Regions from separate parts of the Homo sapiens genome. Here region 2 is linked to region 1. Evidence: read pairs that join two places in POLR2A ChIA-PET (ENCODE). Cell type or tissue: PC-9. All regions are shown on one strand.

The links. Peaks named below come from ENCODE experiments on the same cell type or tissue, not always from the same donor. Only the 100,000 strongest peaks of a DNase experiment are listed, where the experiment ranks them.
Region 2: POLR2A ChIA-PET joins it to region 1 with 8 read pairs; 2 of 35 experiments call an interaction of 5 or more read pairs at or near these places.

What each region holds. Positions count from the first base shown.
Region 1 is chr7:17,616,747-17,621,746 of GRCh38, forward strand. No RefSeq gene overlaps it. Among named protein-coding and RNA genes, the nearest start is that of LINC02889, 60 kb to the left of the region's middle. In PC-9, no CTCF peak of the experiment used is centred here; DNase peaks (open chromatin) are centred at 2,025 and 2,655; H3K4me3 peaks cover 798 bases; H3K27ac peaks cover 1,351 bases.
Region 2 is chr7:17,361,078-17,366,077 of GRCh38, forward strand. LOC105375171 (a long non-coding RNA gene) reads right to left here. Exons shown (of 4, transcript XR_927074.3): 2 at 3,239-3,320; 3 at 1,775-1,920; 4 at 1,356-1,674. Among named protein-coding and RNA genes, the nearest start is that of LINC02888, 11 kb to the right of the region's middle. In PC-9, no CTCF peak of the experiment used is centred here; no DNase peak of the experiment used is centred here.

The DNA of each region.
Region 1 (5,000 bases):
CAAATTTTATCACTGGTAACAAATATTGTCAGTTTTTTTCCCTTGAAGTAACAGGCCCATTTTTAAAGAAATGTCTAAATAAACATAACTTGACAATCATTCTTTTTTTGTTTGTTTTTTTTGTTTTCTTGTTTTGAGATGGAGTTTCGCTCTTGTTACCCAGGCTGGAGTGCAATGGTGTGATCTCGGCTCACCACAACCTCTGCCTCCTGGGTTCAAGCGATTCCCCTGTCTCAGCCTCCCTAGTAGCTGGGATTACAGGCATGCACCACCATGACTGGCTAATTTTTTTTATTTAGTAGAGATGGCGTTTCACCATGTTGGTCAGGCTGGTCTCAAACTCCTAATCTCAGGCGATCCACCCACCTCAGCCTCCCAAAGTGCTGGGATTACAGGTGTGAGCCACTGCGGCTGGCCGACAATCATTCTTTCAAGTAAAAATGGTGTTATATGTGAAAAGTGAGTAGTTCGACTCACAACTCTCTAACAATCACCCGAGTCTTTTTCCTGGAGACAACATGTATTCATATGCATCAGAAGTACTTATGCATATTCCCTATTGTATTACACAGAATCTTTTTTAAAAGTGTGCTCAATGACAGTGATTGAATTAAATCGATCATTTGTAAGTGCTTCCTCAAGGACATTCTTTACTGAAACTGGCATTTTGTTTTGCTTTGTTTTATTGCAAGCACAAAGCTGTGAAGAATGTTATGAATCTTGGCTCTACCTCATGTCACTGTCTTGATTCATGCTAAGAAACCAGCAGTTCTACCCACCATTGCTTTTGTACCATCCGTGCAAATGCAAAACAGTGAAAAGGCAAATAGCATTTTAGTGTTATTATGAAAACAGCTTTGGTTTCCTAGACTCCCTGAGAGGGCCTCAGGAATCTTCAGGTGTCTGCAGAACACACTTAAAGAACTGCTGCACTAGGGTAAATAGGGGAAAGGATAAGGTACAGGGCAAATCTTTCTTTTTTAAGAAAGTGACCACAAATGTAAACTCTCACATTCCTTTAGCGAGAGCCTAGTAAAATGGCCTCAATTGGCTTCAGGACAAACTGGGAAAGGTACTCTGAAGAGGCAGCCATATTACATGGATGAGAGAAAGAACAGATTTGGGGATATAATCAGCAGTCTGCCATGCCCACCCAGTTAAACAACGAGCAGGTCAAGTGTCAGGATAGTCAAGGACCTCTAGACAATGGAGGACATAGGAAGCTGCGCTTTGTGCCTGGTACCAGGGTGTAATGCTGGTCAGGGAGAGCTAAGACATCATGAAACAGGATCAGAGGAGTAGCTATATCCATTCCTATGGGAGCCAGCAGAGTGGAGTACCAGGAAGAGTGTCCTCAAAATGAGTCTCAAGCACTGCAGCCAGGAGACGATCACTGGAAAAATGTAGAACGGGGGCCACAGAGAGAACAGTGGGACCCTCGAGGCAGAAAAAAAAGGACAGGTCATTTGTGGGCTTCAGTGAGCATGTTATAGGGCACCCAGTGACCCCTTCAACTAGAAAGAATTTTGGATTGCAGCAATATCACTAATTGGGCTGAGCTAGAAATCAGCTGCTCTGTGACTATTACCGTGATCTTACTGTGTCCTAGGCAGAAGAGCTGGAGTAAATCTGGGTTTATTGTGTTTTTCTAGCTCTACTTCTTCGAAACATATTACTATTGAAGAGTTGAGTTCCCATACTTTATTTGTATTCCCTTTTCGATTAGCAACAAGAACAGAAGAACCAATTTTGCAGAAAGTTGCCATTCTGCAGAAAATTGATGTGAACTTAGCAGACAAAGGTAAAGAAAATAGAAGTAAAGGTAACTCTGGTCACGGAGAACAAATTCCCGATCACAGCAAGCATACTGAAAGCCGAGGCTAAACCAACCTTGCAAATCTAGATAAACAGTAAATCTGGGACCAAAGGGCTTTTAACTGCTGAACTTTATCTGATATGCCAGCAAATGTACACAGAAACTGAAAGAAAAGGCTGGAAGGCATTCATTTTGAGATCAGACCTAGATCAACTGAGCGGTCATAGGTCCTCAGGCTTCATTCTATCAGCAGCAAACAGAAAGCCTATAGTTACCTGGGAAAAGGAGCTTGTGACAAAATAATTGTCCAGAGGTCATGCTCATTCACAGTTTTTCCTGTTTTTCCTGGAGGAGCTAGCACTCTCTTGCCCTCCAAGGGAAAGCAGCTTATGACATATTATTTTGGTATATTAGCTTAGATAAAAGAACATACAGACAATAAAATAATAGAAATGAATGACATATCAGAACCAAGGAAATGAGAAGGAAACTTATATGCCAGCTTCCAGGGTTAATGCATTCCCTGTAAATGGGCACAATTTTGAGTCCAAGTCTTTTGGCAGTTGGGGCAAAAAGGTAAACATAATTATTTACATAACTCCCATTATAAGAAAGGAGGGAGCAAATTTTTGTTGCCACTACACTCTCAAATAATTTTTCAAATAAAATCCTTTAATGGGAATCATTGAGCTACATATTGAGGAGAATGTTCATTCTCCTAATACCAGTGCTGCGGTCAGTGCAAATCAATGCTCATTTAACCCTAAGCCTATGGCTTATGTTACTGACCTTTGTGCAGATTTTTCAAGAACCCACAAGAGCGTAACAAATTCCATATAGAATGAACTAATTGTGGCTTTGGAATTATTCCAATTGACCTGATATAAATCTGACCTGGCAATACTTGACAATGGTGTAGGGAAACCCATGCTACCTTGGCGTCTGGTTGGAAAATACTGTCCCCAAGTAAATTAAAAGGTCTAGTCTTGTCACCAAAGTTCTGGGCCAACACCACCAGCTTCTACGACAACTATTGATTTTAAATTCTGTAGCCTTGTCATAAAGTCCTGACTCTGCCAGCATTCACTGTGAAATCTGGAGCGTGTCACTTAAACTCTTGGCATGGCAATGCCCTCATTTCAAAAACAAATAATGAGATAGCTACCATCTTTTGAGACCCTACTCTGTACTAGTCACTAGTTAATATCTGCTTTCCCAGCTGGATTATAAATTCAGTGAGGGCAAGGAGAGTATTTCTTTTGCCCACCATTGAATTCCCAACAACTAACATGGGTTCAGCATAGAAGAAGGTTCATATTTCTTCCTTTCTGTTTTAACTAACCAAAGGTCCACTGTCTTAACAACCCTGAAAGTAACCATTATTTCTATTTTTCAGCTGAAGAAATTGAGGTTCAGAAAGTTTAAGTGACTTTCAAGGGGTCACACAACTGGTAAATAGAGTGGCCTGGATTTAGGCCTAATCTGTATAGCCCCAGAGCCTAGACTAGTTCCACAAGGGTGCAGAAATGGAAACAGACTGGAGCATGTCCCAAGACTCCTCCTGGTTCTGAAATGCAATGATCCCCACGATTGATGGGAAGCCAATCTCCCTGTTTTGTGAGGCTCCTCAACAAATTTTCATCACTTTATGACCCAGAGACATGGCCACAGCAAATTTTGGCCTCTGCCAGAGTGGCAGGGCTCCACTGAGGCAGGTGAAAACCAAAACATGTCACTCTGGGAGGGTCTCCACTTATTTAGGAGGCCTCTGTTTATTCAGGTGGACATTGCCCACTTCCTATTGCTACCTTAGGGGACCTAAGTACCACATCCCAAGTTCAAAGACCTAGCAAGGATGAGCATCACTCTGAAGCTAATTGCTCGAGTTTTAGAGAGCTGTATAGTTAACATCTGTTGACAAAGCAGTCGCTAGATGTGTGGGGCATGGCACTGTGTGCTAGCTCATGGTCATTTCATTTTGAAATTCAAAGTAGAAGGAAATATTCAGCTTAGCTTTAACACCTAGTTTTGAGTGTATTCTTAAACAACTCCTTCAGTCCACATGTTATTTATGACAGATAAAATCCTTCAGTGGCTTCTTAAAAATATTTTTGCTATTTGCTGAGGACTAGCATAAAGGTATAAAACCTCTTACAAAGTGCTAATAGGAACAAGACACATGTTTTACTTTATTCTTAGCAAGCAAAAGTCAACAACTGTCTACTCATCAAACGCAGCTGATTCATCATTTCACCCTCTACCGTCTACACTACATACTCTTTTTTGTTCTTGCAACCAGCATATTGTGCTTGTAATGAAACAAAATAGACAAGGAAATAAGCAGATTTTTAAAATAAGTTGCATGACAGACAGTAAAGGGAGGTATCATTTGTTAAAGCTTTTGTTTCACCATATGAACATGAATATAGCGTTTCTTATATTTTTATGTATTTGTTTTTACTTTTATTTTAGGTTTGGGGGTACATGTCCAGGTTTGTTATTAGATAAATTCATGTCATGGGAATTTGTTGTACAGATTATTTTGTCACCCAGGTACTGAGCCTGGTACCCGATACTTATTTTTTCTGCTCCTCTCCCTCCTCCCACCCTTCAATCTCAAAGAGGCCCCAGTATCTGTTGTTCCCTTCTTTGTGTTCATGAGTTCTCATTATTTAGCTCCCTCAGTGAGAACATGTGGTATTTGGTTTTCTATTCCTGCGTTATTTTGCTAAGGATAATGGCCTCCAGCTCCATCCATGTTCCTACAAAAGACATTATCTTGTTCTTTTTTATGGCTACATAGTATTCCACGTACACTGCTTACTCTCTACCTGTAGACTGGAATCTAGGAAATTAGGAGACGTTCAGGACCTCAGAGACTAAAGCCAATATCAGGGTTCCTTATTTCTCTTGAGACTCTCTTTCTGGCGGGAGATTCTTTATTGTCCTCATTACATTTCTGGACTATGAAAAATAGTTTCAGCACCTAAATTCAAATCCCTCCCCATGTTCTGAGCCCCTCCTATTATGGCTTTGTTGTAGGTTATATCTCACCTCTTCATCCTACAAATTTCTATTTATTTCACCTCAAAACCCAGGTTTCATTCTACAGACAGAAGTAACGTATCCTTCCAAAGGCATGGTATGGTGACTGTAGTTAACAACAATGTGTTATATACCAGGA
Region 2 (5,000 bases), 260 kb before region 1:
TAAAGCTTTGCAGCCTTTACAGGAGATGAATTGGCTCAGTGTAGAAGTAGTGCCTCAGTAATGGGATGATGGCTATGAATAATGGTTTCAATCCTGTCTTTCCAGAGGCTGTCATTTAACTTATGGTTATTTGCAGTGTCCATGAAATTCTTTGCTTTTTGGCCTCTTTAATGTTCCCAGTCACAGTTGTCTTAAATCATCTGTTATTTCCTATTCCTATTATCTGTTTTCCTCGCTGGACCAGAGTAAACCAAAGTGGCCCCAATTGGAAAGACTTGAGAGAGAGAGTTCACCGGGTGAATCCATGTGAAGCATCCTCTAAATATCTTTATAAAAATAAATGGGTGAGACTGTGGGGAGGTTGTAAGTCCTTCCTTTCATAGGTGGGGTCATATTAAAACTTGAGTCATTATTACCAATTCTCACAGGGTGATGAGAAAACTCAAGTTACACACTTAAAGCTGAGGAAACAAAGGCCAAAAAAAGCAAAGTAGCCTGTTCATGTCACACAGGTAGTGGTGGAGAGAGATCTAGGCTTTGCACCTGCTAATTAAGAGCTCTTTCAGAGAGTAGACCTAAGAGCATCATGTATGTGCTTTGCTCTGTTTTTCTGCCAGTTGCTTAATTCAGGTTATTTCATTTACTCACTACATCCACATTAGGTTAATACAAGTACCCTAGTCTTACACATGATTAAGTTAGAAATACTTTTTTAAAAAAGAAATCTTATGTTTAAAAGGCAGTTTTTCAAAAAAGCCATAAAGATGACTAAGATAGCTGAGGTAGACAGAAGAGGTACTAAGCATGTGTGATTAAGTTAAGGACATTGAGATGGGGAGGTGCTAATATAATCATAAGGGTCCTTATAAAAGGAGGGTAGAAGAGGGGATGTGATAACAGAAGAAGAGGTCAGAGAGAGAGAGAGTTGAAGATGAAATGATGATGGCCTTGAAGATAAAGGGTCACAAGCCAAGGAATGCAGGCTGCCCCTAAAAGGTAGAAAAGGCAAGGAAACTAATTCTCCCTTAGTGCCACCGGAACACAGCTCTATCAGCACCTTGATTTTAGTACTGTTAAGATAATACATTTGGGTTTTTTAAGCCACTAAGTTGTGGTAAGTTGTTACAGCACCAATGGGACACTAATACAATAGTTACAGATCTTAACGAAGCCAAGAGATGCATTTTCTCCTCCATCGCTAGAGAAAAATAGGAGAGCTGTTTTCTGTACCTCTCCCTGGCTTTGATAACTTCTGCAGGGGAAGACCAGGAAGGTCTGGCAGCACTTCCTGTCCCTCCTCTCTGAAAGGCAATGGAAGGGCACCGTGGATCAACAAGGCCGAGAGGAGAGACAAAGAGGGCAAAAATCTTCTTTATTGAGCTCTCGGGCGAGGTTCACTGGTCCGCAGGGGGAGGGCCAGGGAAGTCGCGCTGTGCCAAAGGGGCAGCACGCTTTTATGGATGCTGGGTGAGGAGTGGGCGGGGTAGGGGCGGGGTCGGTTGAGTTTCGCACTTCTCTGTGTGACACGCCCTAGTGGGCATGCGCGTTAGTCGGGTTGGCGGGAACAGGAAAGGTGAACCCGGAAATGCTGAGTCAGGGTATCCGAGGTGGCGATCGCCATCTTGGAGTCTTCACCCGAGTCCAATCACTCTCCACTCTCAGATGCCTTGGGACCTACAAAAGAACCTCCACTTGACGAGGCTGACAGTTGTGCCTTCTGGGCTCCAGCCTTGCCTTGGTATTGCAAAGAAATGTGGAAGAATAGCCAACTCACAGTTTCATTACAGCCTTGCCTTGAACAGATGTTTAGCTCATGTCAGAAGCCAGGAAATGCATCGCTTACAGCCCCACATGTGTTTCTGCAAAAGGGTCCTGATAAATGTCTGGTCTTTGCAATAATCCTACTAATTGGCCCGATTCCTGGAAGAAAAATGGCTGTATTAAAGTGGGTTAGACATTACATAAACAATGTCAGTTACACATCTTTAAGTGTTACTTCTGCATTTAAAATTAACAAAGCTATTTTGGGGACACTTTTTACAGCTATACATCTTAAGATGTTTGTATATGAAAAAAAAAACCAAGTTTGTACCGGTATCATCATATTATCATCCAGTAAGCTCTAAGAAAAGACAATTAAAAGAGAAAAGTGACCCAAAACTGTCACAAAAGCTCTTCTTTTCTGGACATAGTGCAGCATATATTTGTTCATAACTTTATTTGCACAGAAATTTTACATCCATTATCAGAATTGATTCTGACTACTACACTAGAAGGTGAGTTCTCATGAAAAAGGGTGAATCCAACATTATTAAGTACCACACAGCTAGTAACTGATGATATCTTTTTTTTTTTTTTTATGGAGTTTTGCTCTTGTTGCCCAGGCTGGGGTGCAATGGCACGAACTCGGCTCACCACAACCTCTGCCTCCTGGGTTCAAGCAATTCTCCTGCCTTAGCCTCCTGAGTAGCTAGGATTACTCAAGTCATCTGACTTCCAAGTTCAAACTTTTAAAAATATCTCATGGTGGTCTTTGACAGGATACCATAAGTGTTGAACCATTGGTTTAACTACATGCATCAAGGATATACAATTTCCCTTAGTTTCTATGTTCAACTATGGGCTAATCCCAAGGAATAAGGCAGGATTACTGTTGTAGAATCTATTGAGGAGTTATTATTCCCATGGTTGAGGAAATTGAGAATAGAATGTGAGATAATTAATGCTTATTCTGTCTGAAGTGCCTCTCATTTGTATAGTAAATTAATATAACAAAATTTTAGAATGATTTAGCTATTTAGCTGACCAATCTTTCAGGGGGTTTCTCTCCTTGATTCAAGTGAGATATGAAATTAAATGTCTCTCATTGGACATCAGTGCCATCTATTATAGGACATTCAAGATGACTCTCTTTGTTCTTTCCAGAATTCCATCTTTTCTGGAAAATTATGTGTGCCTCTGCCACTTACAAAATTTACTCTTACATTTGTGTACGTGTCGAAGGAAAAGCTTAAATTGCAAATTGGATATTTAAAAAGTTATGAGAATATTTCAGTTTAAAATGAAAACACAATACTTGGATAATAGACTCCCATATTTTCCTTCCATTTGCAAACTACAGCATTTAAAAATTCATTTCAAAAGTCAAATTACCCAATGTACTTTATAGTATAGAAAGGAAGTTTCACTTCTGAGTATCACCCATGTGCCAGACATTTAATAGATAATAAATTTTTACCAGCTGTTTGGGGTTTTGAGGAGGCCATTCTTCCATTGTAAACTTGTTTGAAGTGTAGATATACCAGAATTCTATTCTGGCCCTGGGTGTGCAAGAACACTGAGTTAATGTCCACTGTTCCTGTAACATTTTTCACTATGACATTTTCTTGGTGATTTTAATCTCAATAATACATTGAGTCAATATCTTCAGAAACATTCTACAAAATGTTTTTCAATATGTGTTTTACAGAATATCAATCACACAAGATGTTAACATGCAGATTTCATTATCAAATAAGTTTGGGAAACACTGGGCAAATAAAAGTTAACCAGATTCCTTTTCTGCAGGTCTCTAATGTATTAATATATGTTGTAATTTTCCAAAAAGTGGAATTTGGTATGCAATATTTTTCAAACTCATTTGACACTGAAACCATTTTCAGAGCTTATCACATGGTGCTAGCATTCCAAGGAAAATACTTAAATAAAACCTGATTTATGATAAAAGATCCCAGGCTCTTTTCTTGTATGATCCCTGTGGCCCAGAGTTCTTATTTAAGATAGTCTTTGGAATACAAATGATGCATCTGTCCACGTTAAACTTATCTGACATTTCTCTGCCTAAGCACAGAGATTTATAAGAATTTCCTATACTCTTCTACCCCATCCCCTAATCTAGCTTTTCACCGTGTGGAAGAGTTTAATGTTATCTCCACACCTAAAGTATATAATCTTTATAAGTGATATGGTCATTTCTCCACATCACTTATAAAGATATTCTTAAAATTTCTTCCGCTCAAAGTTGACTATCAGATAACTCTTTGTGGTTCAGCTCTATCATTTGGGCCATCTGCAGAAAGTGTTTCACTGAGGTTTGTTGTGTTGTTTTTGTCTTAGTTTCCTTATGAGACATATTACTCTATTTACTCTAGGGTACGTAGTTAAACCTCTTAGAAAAGATCCATAGGCCTTTTATTTAAGTGTTAGAACTAAGAAAACAGCCTGTTTTCTCCCTAACAAACTGTAAATGATTCCCTTTTTATTTCAAACACCAGGAAGCTCAAAACCAAATCAGGACACCACTAGAGTAATGAATTATGTCCTTACATGTCTGCACAATTGTGTTATCATTTCACCTCTCACTAGCTTGTGTTAACCTGCTACTCTCCACTTTCTCTGCTGTTATTTTGCATTTAGATCTTCCGTTCATGCTACATACAATTTTATTTAATGTATTCTTGTTCTAATCAAATTCAAGTCCTTCTCCATCCCTTCTGCCCCCAACACACACACACACTCTTTGAGAATGATTTAGAAAAAAGAACAAACCAAAAAATGTAAAGAAAGGAAGAAAAATTATTCTGGTCACAACCCTGTCTAGCTAGAAGCTGTGGTACTAGATATAACTGATGCTGAGAGAGCATTTAACATTCATAGTCAATTTGGAATTCACGTCAATAAAGTTCATAGTAGCTGATTCTTTTTCTGATTTTATGATGGTGGCAATATACCCATTAAAGGATCTAGAACCTCCAGTTCTCCTTAATTGCTTTAGTTAAAAATCCATGAGAATTTAAAAAGTTTGACACAAACCATCAATACAGTTATGAATGGTACAAGCTGACTTTTTGAGGCAAGCATAGCATTTCCTCACCACTTAAAAGGAATGCCCCTTTCATCTCTATGTAGAGCAAGGTTCTCTTCCTCAGCACTATTTGTGCTAGAGAAGTCTTCTGTGTAGAAAAGGCTGTCCTGTGCATTGTAGGACATTCAGCAGCATT